Regions from separate parts of the Homo sapiens genome. Here region 2 is linked to region 1. Evidence: chromatin loops called from intact Hi-C (ENCODE). Cell type or tissue: GM12878. All regions are shown on one strand. Each heading gives the region's core, and the rest is flanking DNA. Links, peaks and the distances in the headings are about the cores only.

Evidence for each region. Hi-C counts contacts between places; a loop is a spot of excess contacts. Peaks named below come from ENCODE experiments on the same cell type or tissue, not always from the same donor. Only the 100,000 strongest peaks of a DNase experiment are listed, where the experiment ranks them.
Region 2: it touches region 1 in a loop (7-fold over the local background); 2 of 110 quality-filtered maps call a loop at or near these places.

The regions. Positions count from the first base shown.
Region 1 is chr6:158,023,805-158,029,266 of GRCh38, forward strand. SYNJ2 (synaptojanin 2) reads left to right here. Exons shown (of 27, transcript NM_003898.4): 3 at 4,952-5,222. Among named protein-coding and RNA genes, the nearest start is that of SYNJ2-IT1, 25 kb to the left of the region's middle. RefSeq lists enhancers at 2,265-2,952, 2,953-3,640, 3,158-3,227. In GM12878, for the core only: a CTCF peak has its summit at 2,618; no DNase peak of the experiment used is centred there; H3K4me3 peaks cover 721 bases; H3K27ac peaks cover 983 bases.
Region 2 is chr6:157,888,607-157,894,068 of GRCh38, forward strand. All of the region lies in intron 4 of SNX9 (sorting nexin 9), which reads left to right. It overlaps SNX9-AS1 (SNX9 antisense RNA 1), which reads right to left and starts at 4,276. Exons shown (of 2, transcript NR_183542.1): 1 at 4,087-4,276. In GM12878, for the core only: no CTCF peak of the experiment used is centred there; no DNase peak of the experiment used is centred there.

The sequences.
Region 1 (5,462 bases), core at 237-5,236:
TGTCCAATTGTTTGCTTCCCCCATAACGGAAGGAGAATTTAATTGGGGTATCAGCTGACACATTAGTAACCATTTTATCAGCAGGTTATTGTCATTTCTTAGCGCTAACTCAGAAGGACTTTGAAGAATCGAGTGACATTTCTACAATGAAGCCCTTTCCATTCCCATCTATTTATTAATGTGAACAGGATCTTTTAGTGTTTGCGTCTACAAAAATGAAAACTAGAATTAGAATTGGTGCAGAACCTACTTTCATTCCTTCAATAAATATTTATTCATCTCATTAAGAGATGCCTTTCCAACACATTATGACTTTTTGTATCAAATGATTATTTGTCGGCCAGGCACGGTGGCTCATGCCTGTAATCCCAGCACTTTGGGAGGCCAAGGTGGGCGGACCACTAGAGGTCAGGAGTTCTAGACCAGCCCAGTCAACATGGTGAAACCCCATCTCTACTAAAAATACAAAAATTAGCTGGGCATGGGGGCTCATGCCTGTAATCCCGGCTACTCAAGAGGCTGAGGCAGTAAACCTGAAAGGCGAAAGTTGAACCCGGGAGACAGAGGTTGCAGTGAGCCCAGATTGCGCCACTGCACTCTAGCCTGGGCGACAGAGCAAGACTGTCACCTCCCAGAGACCCCACCTCCTAAAACCATCGCCTTGGGTGTTCATACTTCAGCATATTAATTTGGGGGTGCACACATTCAGCCAATAGCAGGTACACTGGTTGACCACACTCTTAAAGAGGACAGCCAAAAAAAATTATTTGGCAGTGTTTTATTTACATTGTATTGTTTACATTGTTTGACCAGTTAGGTATCACTGGAACGATAAACCAGAACGCTCTCTTTTTAAACACTTGGAGTTGAGGAACACACGGCTGCAGGGGCTGATGGGGTGATCAGAACAGGACGTAGAAGCACCAGATATGCTACATTAGGATGGAATTCTGAAGAGGGGGGACTGGAAATATGAGTGAAAGTTCCATGTGGTAAGAAAGAGCATGCTCCTGCAATCCTGTAAATAATAGATGGCAATGAGTATCACGTTACTGTGTAGATTCCATGGGATACTGACAAGAGGCTCCCAGAGTTTTAGTTTTACGTGTCAATATTTAGAATACACTGCACAATATATTATTTACAGGCATTTCAACTACCGATGAAAACCTTCAATGGCAGTTTTAAAATGGGCAGGGAACGCTGTCTGAGTCCAGTGTGTTGCTGTGACAAAGTTCCGTAGTAGACGGGGTGGCTTATCAGCAACAGACATTTATTTCGCGCAGTTCTGGAGGCTGGAAGTCCGAGACCAGCGGCCCGCAGATTGGCCGGCTGTGAGGACCTGCTTCTTGCTCCATAGATGCTGCCTTTTCTCTGCATCTGACATGGTGGGAGAGGTGCAGGAGATCTCTGGGCACAAACCCCATTCATGAGGGCTCCACTGCCATAACCCAGTCACCTCCCAAATACCCCCACCACCTCAAACCATCACCTTGGGTGTTCGTACTTCAGCATATTAACTTGGGGGTGCACACATTCAGTCAATAGCAGGTACACTGGTTGACCACACTCTTTTAAAGGGTACAGCAGGCCAGGTGCAGTGGTTCACACCTGTAATCCCAGCACTTTGGGAGGCTGAGGCAGGTGAATCACCTGAGGTCAGGAGTTCGAGACCAGCCTGGCCAACATGGTAACACCCCATCTCTACCAAAAATACAAAAAATTAGCCGGTATAATCCCAGCAACTCGGGAGGCTGAGGCAAGAGAATTACTTGAACCCAGGAGGCGGAGGTAGCAGTGAGCTGAGATTGCACCACTCCACTCCAGCCTGGGCAACAAGAGTGAAACTCCATCTCAAAAAAAAATAGCCGGGCGTGGTGGCTCACGCCTGTAATCCCAGCACTTTGGGAGGCCGAAGCAGGCAGATCACCTGAGGTCGGGAGTTTGAGACCAGCCTGACCTACATGGAGAAATCCCATCTCTACTAAAAATATAAAATTAGCTGGGCGTGGTGACGCATGCTTGTAATCTCAGTTACTCCAGAGGGTGAGGCAGGAGAATCACTAGAACCTGGGAGGCAGAGGTTGCGGTGAGCCGAGATCACACCATTGCACTCCAGCTTGGGCAACAAGAGTAAAACTCTGTCTCAAAAAATAAATAAATAAATAATACATGCATACATACATACATACGTACATACATACATACATACAGGGTACAGCAAACTAATCCGATTGGAAACTGCCGGACTTTGGGGCTAGATGGAGCATGGGCTTAAAGTGAAACCTACATTTTGGCTCCAACACAGACTAGCTGTGTGCTTGGGCGGGTGATTCAGCTTCCCTGGGGGACAGTCATGCGTGTGTGAAATGGCAGTGGTAGCCCTGAGACAGCAGCATGGGTAAGCAGGCTGGCGACGTCATCTGCAAGGAGGTGTAATTAGGAGCACCAGCTCTGGGGCCAGACTTGGCTTGAGAAACTTGCCCAGGCACTGTAGCTAGAAAGTGGATTTGGATCCCAGCTCCCCGCTCTGTCACCTTGGGCAGGCTGCTTAACCTCTCTGTGCGTCTGTTTCCCTCCCTGTGAGATGGGGCTGGTAAGGGCGCCCCTTGCGGTGGGCGGGAGGATGGAGTCCGCGCCTGTACAGCTCCCCTGCCTCCACTGCGCTCACCAGATACCGGCTCTCCTCACTCCCCTGTACCACTCCCGACCCCCTCCTCCCTGGACCCAGGAGCCCCAGTGCTCTGTGGCAATGTTAAGAGCCTCTCCTGGCTGCTACAGTGCTCCTCTCCCCAGCCTCCCCCAGGCCGTGGTCCTGCCCAGGAAATGCACCTGGGACTGTTGCCAGGCACTCAGGCCCCCCACACGGAGGCTGTTGAGGAAGTGGTGCTAGAAATCAGCTCATGACTCTCACGGAGTGATGTCATGCAAAATTTTCCATAGCTCTGGCAGCCACAGGGGCCATCCTCCTGCCTCTCCGAGGGCACTTCTGCTGAACTGTGCTTTTCCCTGCACTGTGTCAGAAGAGGCAGGTGGGTGCCGGGAGCGCTCTGTGGCCAAGGCTCTGATCACAAGCTGCCAACCCCGGAACCCCACCTATCCTACTTGAGAAGCTGAACTCTGACCCCTGTCCCTGTCCCCAGTGTGATAACTTCCTTTGTTCTTAGGTGGTTTTGAGGTGGTTTCCTGAGGATGTGTCTGGGGAGATGTGATGGGATCAACCCCCTGCCCTGCTGGCAGCCCCACCCCATGGCATAGCAGCAGGCCCCTGGGAGCCCTGAGCGCTCATTAAAGGAACGCACTTTAATGACAGCCACACGCCACCCTGCCACAAGCAGCGCTCTTCTCCCTATGAAGTGTGGTGAGGAAATTGGGGTGAGAGGGTGGTGGAACTGGTTGTTTTGGGGGTCTCTTCCTGGAGTGTGGAGAGATCAGAACCATCTCCAGACCATGGCTGTAGACAGCGGCCCTTGATCATTCACAGAAGATCTCGCTGGGCGGATCCTTCAGACCTCAGCGGGGTGGGAAGAGTGTCCTTGGGACTAGAGCCCTGCCAGACCCCAAAGGCCGGTTTCTACCCGATGATCTCTTGGGCCCCGTCCCGAGAGTGAGGCACGGCGCCACCAGGCACCCCCGATACGCAGCGTGTTGTGAAGTGCCCTTGTGAGCAGCGGGGGATAGGGAACAGAAAACCAGCTGTCAGCGACAGCGAGGTGGTGCCCCAGAGAGGGCTGCCTCATTCGCCTGGCTGCAGGGTCCGAGGTCGTCTTGGTAGCATTTGGCAGGAATTTATTTAGGAAGCATTCAGCAAACCGAGTGTGTGTGGTGCTGGGAGATGACGACGAAATGGCCCTGCCCCCAAGGAAGCCCCTCCCCTGGGGGCACAGGTGGGGAGGGAGGTCATGAGCTTTGTGTGTGTGACAACTGCTGATGGGAATGCTATTGGCACGTACGAGGGGTGCCTGTCCGTGTCTTGGGAGAGCAAGGAAGGCTTCCCGGAGGAGTTGCTGCCAAGTTGGCCCAGAAGGATGAGGAGGAGTTCTTCTGGTGAAGTGGGGAGGGCAGAGGCAGGATGGTCCCTACGGAGCATGTGGGGACGCTCGTGTTCTTCCAGAGGATGGAATGCTGGGCCCGAAGCCTGAAGTATTGTTAGGGTAGAGACAGGCGGGAGGTGCGTGGAGAAGGGGTCATGGAGGTCTTGTTGGGCAGATGGCGGTGGGACGTCCCAGGCAGGGGGAGCATCTTGGGCAAGAGCCCAGGGTGCGAGGTCATGCTTATGGCACATTGGACCAGCTGGAGGACAGCCAGCTCAGGAGAGCAGCCGGCTGGGGTGTCTGCCCACGTGTGGGGCAGGGATGGGCTGCAGCGGGGAGGGATTTGGGAGCTTCTGTCGTAGTCCTGCAGGGAGTGGGAGCTGTGCAAGAAGGAAGGGCGGAGCGGCTGTGATCCAATGACTTTGGGAAGGCCACTCCTGTGATGGAGTGGGGGAAGACAGACCCCAGGCCAGGGGTCCTGAGTCAAGGCAGTGGCTGAGGAGGCACTGGGGAAGGTGATTTGGAGAGGCTTTGGGGGTAGGTCCTGGGGGTCTGGAAGGGCTCTAGGCCAGGAATTTTCAGACTCCTGGGGGCATCAGAATCACCTGGAGGGCTTGTTAAAGCAAAGCTTGCCCCCAGCCTCAGGCAGCTGGGCGGCAGGAATCTGCATGTCTAACAGGCTCCCAGGGGATGCTGACTTGCTGGCCAGGGTCCCACACTTTGAGAAGCCCCGCCTGAAGCTTACAGGACAGGGCAGGTTCTTGAGCCATTGAGTTGGGCAATGCCATGGGAAGTTGCAGGTGCACAGACGTTGCCTTCCTGGCTGCGGTTGAACCTGGGCTCCATTTGTCCCCTTGGAGCTCCAGGCGGCCGGGCCGACTTCGACCCTGAGCTCTCCTGTCTGATTTCCTTTCCAGGTGGCACGTCTCTGAGCTTCCTGGTGTTGGTGACAGGCTGCACATCTGTGGGCAGAATTCCAGATGCTGAAATCTACAAAATCACTGCCACTGACTTTTACCCTCTTCAGGAAGAGGCCAAGGAGGAGGAACGCCTCATAGCTTTGAAGAAAATCCTCAGCTCGGGGGTGTTCTATTTCTCATGGCCAAACGATGGGTCTCGCTTTGACCTGACTGTCCGCACGCAGAAGCAGGGGGATGACAGCTCTGAATGGGGGAACTCCTTCTTCTGGTGAGGCCCTGGGTCCCCTGCAGAGGGTGGGCCCTGGGTCTCCTGCAGAGGGTGGGCCCTGGTTGGCATCTGAGGCCTTGACCTCCACTTGCACCACCCCCGGGTTATGGGGCACCTCTGGAGAGTTAGGACCCAGGCCTGCTCTCAGCACAATGAGAGGAAAACTAACCCTGAACTCCCTGCCACCCCCCACCCCTGGCCCCTGGAATGTGTTCAGTGTAGATTTGGAAAAGAAACCTG
Region 2 (5,462 bases), core at 140-5,139, 140 kb before region 1:
CTCAGCCAGTCACCACCTTCTTCTCCTTCTCCTTCTCCTTCTTCCATATATAAGGTAAATTTCAAACTTGAACACAAGAGGAAATAAACATTTAATAAACCCTAAAAGTCATCTTTTTTTCCCAAGTGAAGTGATTATGTCAGGTAAAGTATCTTACAGGAGCTCTTCTTGGGGCATGGTGATGTGGGATGTGGAATATGTAGGAACTGGGAAGATCGTGAGGATTTACACCGTGGAGGCCTCTTAGAGGAGGCTTGATTACTGAATTCATCCCACGGGCAGTGAGATCTAATGAAAGGTCTTTAACTCTGTGGTTGACTGTGAGGAGGAGTGTGGTACCACGGAGAGAGGGAAAAGAAGAGGAGAATGAAGACATTGTCCTGTAAAAATTCAAGAGGAAGGGGAGGTGTAAGGAAAGAAACGAAGAGGCATCTCAGCATTGGAAACCTGAGTGAAGGAGCCGAGGGGATTATTGCATGACCAAATGTCTGCAGTTGAGAGACCAAAGGGGTTGTGGGGATGGAGAACAAAAATGTCAGAGACATCAGGCGCAGTGGCTCACGCCTGTAATCCCAGCACTTTGGGAGGCGGAGGCAGGCAGATTACCTGAGGTCAGGAGTTCGAGACCAGCCTGGCCAACATGGTGAAACCCCATCTCTACTAAAAATACAAAAATTAGCTGGGTGTGGTGGTGCACCCCTGTAATCCTAGCTACTTGGGAGGCTGAGGCAGGAGAATTGCTTAAACCTGGGAGGCAGAGGTTGCAGTGAGCCGAGATCACACCACTGTACTCCAGCCTGGGTGACAGAGCAAGACCCTGTCTCAAAAAAAAAAAAAAAAAAAAAGACACCAAAGGATCCTTCAACCAGATCATTGTAGTCTAGTTTGTTACAGTAAAGCTTAGGTTTTGAAAAAAGTCAAGATCTCAGCATTTAGCAACAGAAAATATTTGTGCTGAAAGTCCCAAGAATTAGGAGTTGCTGTTGTTGACCTTTACAGTAAAAATATTTCTGTCTTCTTCCTCTTTTATGTATCTGAAGGTAACAGAACGTTGGCTGGAATAGAAAATATCTTAAGCCTGTTATCTCTTCAATTAAAAGTCTCTATTAATATGACCTGGCTGTGCAGCTATTTGTAAATATAACTGTCTGGTCTTTTCCTGCATAGCATAAGCTAATAGGTATGTTACTTAGATGGGGATTTACTCAAAGAAATGCTAGTCTTTATTCTTTTCTTTATATTTTAGATGAGCCCTCACATATTAAGATAACCTCTACTGAATGCATACTGTGGGCTAGATGCTTTGTATGCATTATGTCATTTAATCCTTACAGGAGGATAATGTTATAGCCATTGTATAAGTGTGGGGACTAAGAGAGCTAAGTAAATTACCCAAGGCCACACAGCTAGTGGTAAGTGATAAAGCTGGGATTCAAACCCAGATAGCAGGCTTTGAGCCTAAGTTCTTAACCACTATCCCCATGTGGTATAATGATTACTTGAGTCAATTCCAATAGCTTCCTAAAGGGAGTTAAACTCCACCTAGTGTACCAGGATTCGTCTTGCCCCTTTTTATCCCATATTGTATATTTGTACCATGTGCAGCTTTCCTACACTCACCACACAGCACCACCATGGGTGTGCGTGTCCGTCTCCCCCACCCCTCGTGGCCATTCTCAGTCTGTTCTGTGGTCCAGTGGCTCTGCAGTCAGGTACAAGCCAGTCTACTTTCTGAAGAAATTTAGCTAATGCTGTAAATCCTTTGAGTGAATGTGTTTAAATAAGTCTCCCAATGTCAAGCCTGCATAAATATATTTCTCTATTTGCATTATGAGGAGAGGATAGCTTTTAAATTTAGAACGTTAAACCAGCAAATTGTTAGTATATTGCTCCTGGGCCTAAAGGGGCATTTGATTTAGCTGGGGTGGGAGTTAGGAAGAGAGTCGGACATAATCATCTACCTGTGGTGATTACATAGATTTAAGCGTGTCCCAGAGACCCAACCAGACATGCTGTAGGAGTGTATTCATTCAACAGATACTTAATTTACAAAGCGTTTACCCAGGGCCCCACGTTCACGGGCAGCAGGAGATGGCAGGTTACCCTGATGGACACAGCCCTTCTCTGTGTCCTTCTAATGGAGCTCAGACGAGAGTGATTGTATATGTCGATTTTGTTTGTTGCATTTTCCAATGTTTGTTAAAATTTCAAGCATAGAAGAGTTAAACGAATTTCATAGTGAATAATCATATACCCACCTTCTAGATTTTACCATTCCCATTTTACTGCTCTTGCTTTCTCTCATATTTGCCCATTCCTCCATCTCCTGTGCCTGTCTGTATCATCCACTTTCAGAACTCAGACACTGTTATTTTAAGGGTACTCATAGTGTCACATGCTAAAAATTCTTTTTTCTTTCTCTTTTTTTTTTTTTTTTTTTTTTGAGACAGAGTCTCACTCTGTCACCCAGGCTGGAGTGTAGTGGTGTGAACTCGGCTCACTGCAACCTCCGCCTTCCAGGTTCAAGCGATTCTCCTGCTTCAGCCTCCCAAGTAGCTGGGATTATAGGCTCCTGCCACCACACCCGGCTTTTTGTATTTTTAATAGAGATGGGGTTTCACCATGTTGGCTAGGCTGGTCTCAAACTCCTGACCTCAAGTGATCCTCCTGCCTCAGCCTCCCAAAATGTTGGGATTACAAGTGTGAACCGCTGCGCCTGGCCAAAAATCATTTTTTCTGTAGTCACATGCTGAAAATCACTTATTCTGTGATCGACCACAACAAGTTAATTTTTTCAAAAAGACTCAATTTAGTCTTTTTATACATAAGGCAAAGTCTTAGTATACATAGTCTTAGTATACATAAGGCAAATCTGATTTCCTCCTTTTGGTGATCATGTCATGAAGGTTAGAGGTCTGACAAAGAGTAAGATATATTTCATACAAATGATCAAGAACATCACATTTAAAATATTTGAGTCCTTGCCACTTTATGCAAGGCATTTGGAGAATCTTTTGGGGGAAACATTCTCCGGGTAAGACAGAGCTGTCCCCGTGATTCACTGGTGGGACTGACCATCTGATTTGCAAATAATGAAGAAAGTGAAAGGAGGCGGCTGGATGTCAGCCAGCAGGCTGTGGGAAGGCCAGAGCCCTTCTGATGGGGTAGGGCTTTGCTAAATTGAGGAAGATGAGGTGTGCAGATAAGAGTACAGTATAGTGTGAGGAACAGCAGAGATGTAGAAAAGTTTGGGGAAATGTGTGAAGTTTGAAGCTTCAGAGTGAAGGTTAGTGGCAGGTAGGGAGAATGGGGAATGCAGCACGAGGCAAAGTTGAGACCTGTGCTGAAGAAACTCCTGATTGAGCCACAGGAAGCTTGGAGGTGACTCTAGGGGCAGTGAGTGCTAATGAAGGGATTTTAATTACCCATGATGGACAGTTAAGAGCTTTGCAAAATAAGGAGTGGGAAGAGAAAGAGGATGAAGATGCTGCTCAGTAGAAAGGAAGAGGAGGGAAAGGTGGAAGGAAAGGACAGAGAGGCGCCACAGGATGGAAACCTCAGCCCAGGAGCTGAATAGGTTTTACCGTGACGAGGTGTCTGTAGTTAGGGAACTACCAAGGGGATTTGGGAGTTGAGAGTGAAGAAGGCAGAGATCGACGTATGGGAAGGATGGGTTCAGAGAGAAAGCCAGTGATTGGTTACAGTTAAGAGGGGAAGGGACCTGCCAGGGCAGTAAAAGGCCATCTGCTGAGGGACTGAGTCCGAGGGCCGTGACGGAAGCTGCAGGAAAGATCTCCAGTTGGTAGGGTTTTGAGAAATGTGTTATCAGCAGGAGTTGGGTTGAAACAAGATAAAGAGAGCGTTCCAGGAAAAAAAAAAACAAAACCAAAGAGATAGAAACAAACATAACCACAAAGATTTCATAACTTAGGTGGAGAGCTAAGATCACATACATAACCAACTAGTATGACAGTTACTACACACCTACAAATTATTGACCAAGTGATTTTCAAAGAACAATTATTTGTTTTTGCCCTAATTAAATGGATTTTAATTTTTTGAGGACACTTGCTATGAATAGTTCACCTCCAGGTTTTTCCTCCATCTTGATGAAAATCCTTCCTGGCCAGTTTGCTAAGACTGAACTGTCTTCTGGAAGGCCCCAGCGAACATTCACTCTCCTGTTCTAGCTCACAGTCCTGTGTTCCTTTGTGATGTACCTCACTTAGCTTCTGGCAGTCTTCTGAATCCAGACCACTCACTTCTGAACTCTAGCCCGAGGTTACACAGCGGAAGAGAGGTAGAGCTGTTAACGGAATTCCAACTCACTAGGCTCTTGACTGTGGCCCTCCGAGCCCCTCCATTTCACAGCCGGTCCTTGATGGAAACCAGGCTGAGGCTGCTGTACCAATGATAGTCTGTCCCTAGTGTCCCAAACTTTGGTACTTTTTCAAGTTCTTATTTGAAAAAACTTGTAACTTAGAGTTTGGAGGACACGGAATATATTGCTAAATAGGAGAATAAAACTACATTTCCTTAAAGAAAACTGTAGAAGGAAGGGTTTCTCTTAGCTGAAGTGTGACTGCCAGGCCCTCAGCATGATTGCCTTCATTTCCAGCGTCCACTGGGGTCATCTGAGAGTCCATCCCGAAGCCGAATGTCACCTTGTAAAGCTGTGTGTTTGAGAAGTCACAGTCTTGTGGATGAAACATCTTTCTCCTGTTAGTATTTGACATAGAGTAAAATAACAAGTAACTTCAGTTTTTTCCTTAGAGGTATATAGGGCAGTAGAATGACATCATACTTGCACATCAAAAGCATGTAGTCTGTTTTTGATGCACCTGGCACGTGACAGCCAGCTGTCTGCCCCATGTGTCGGTTGGTGAAGAGTCAAAACAGACCAGCCACTAGGGTGTCTGTCCTACAACATTAGGGGCTATATTAGACAGGGTGGGTAATTTTCTTGCAATTATATTTTTTTCTTTTTTTAACTAGCACCATTTGTGTGTGTGTGTGTGTGTGTGTGTATAAGACTCAAATAAAGGGGAAGACTTGCTATTTCATGTTATGAAATAGATTCAGTACTGAAATATTGTGGAGTGAAAGGCATGAATAATTTTAATCAATTTTCTATGAATTCAGTAAACAGTGATTCAAATGAAAATCAGTATTTTAACTCAACATTCTAATGTGAAAGTTCAGATTGTTTTAGTTTAAATATTAAGCTGATGCTAAAGTTTATACATAAAAATAAACAGCTAAGAGATGTTATGCTAAAGTATTGATGGTTTTTCTATGAAAGTGTGGTACTAGTACAAATAGATCACTAAGAAACAAGAGAGTCCAGCTATAGACCCAAATCTGATATGTGATGAAGGCGGCATTTCAAATCATGGGGGAAAGATGGATTGTTCATGAAATGGTATTAGGGTGACCGACTGAGGACAAGATGTTCAGCTGGA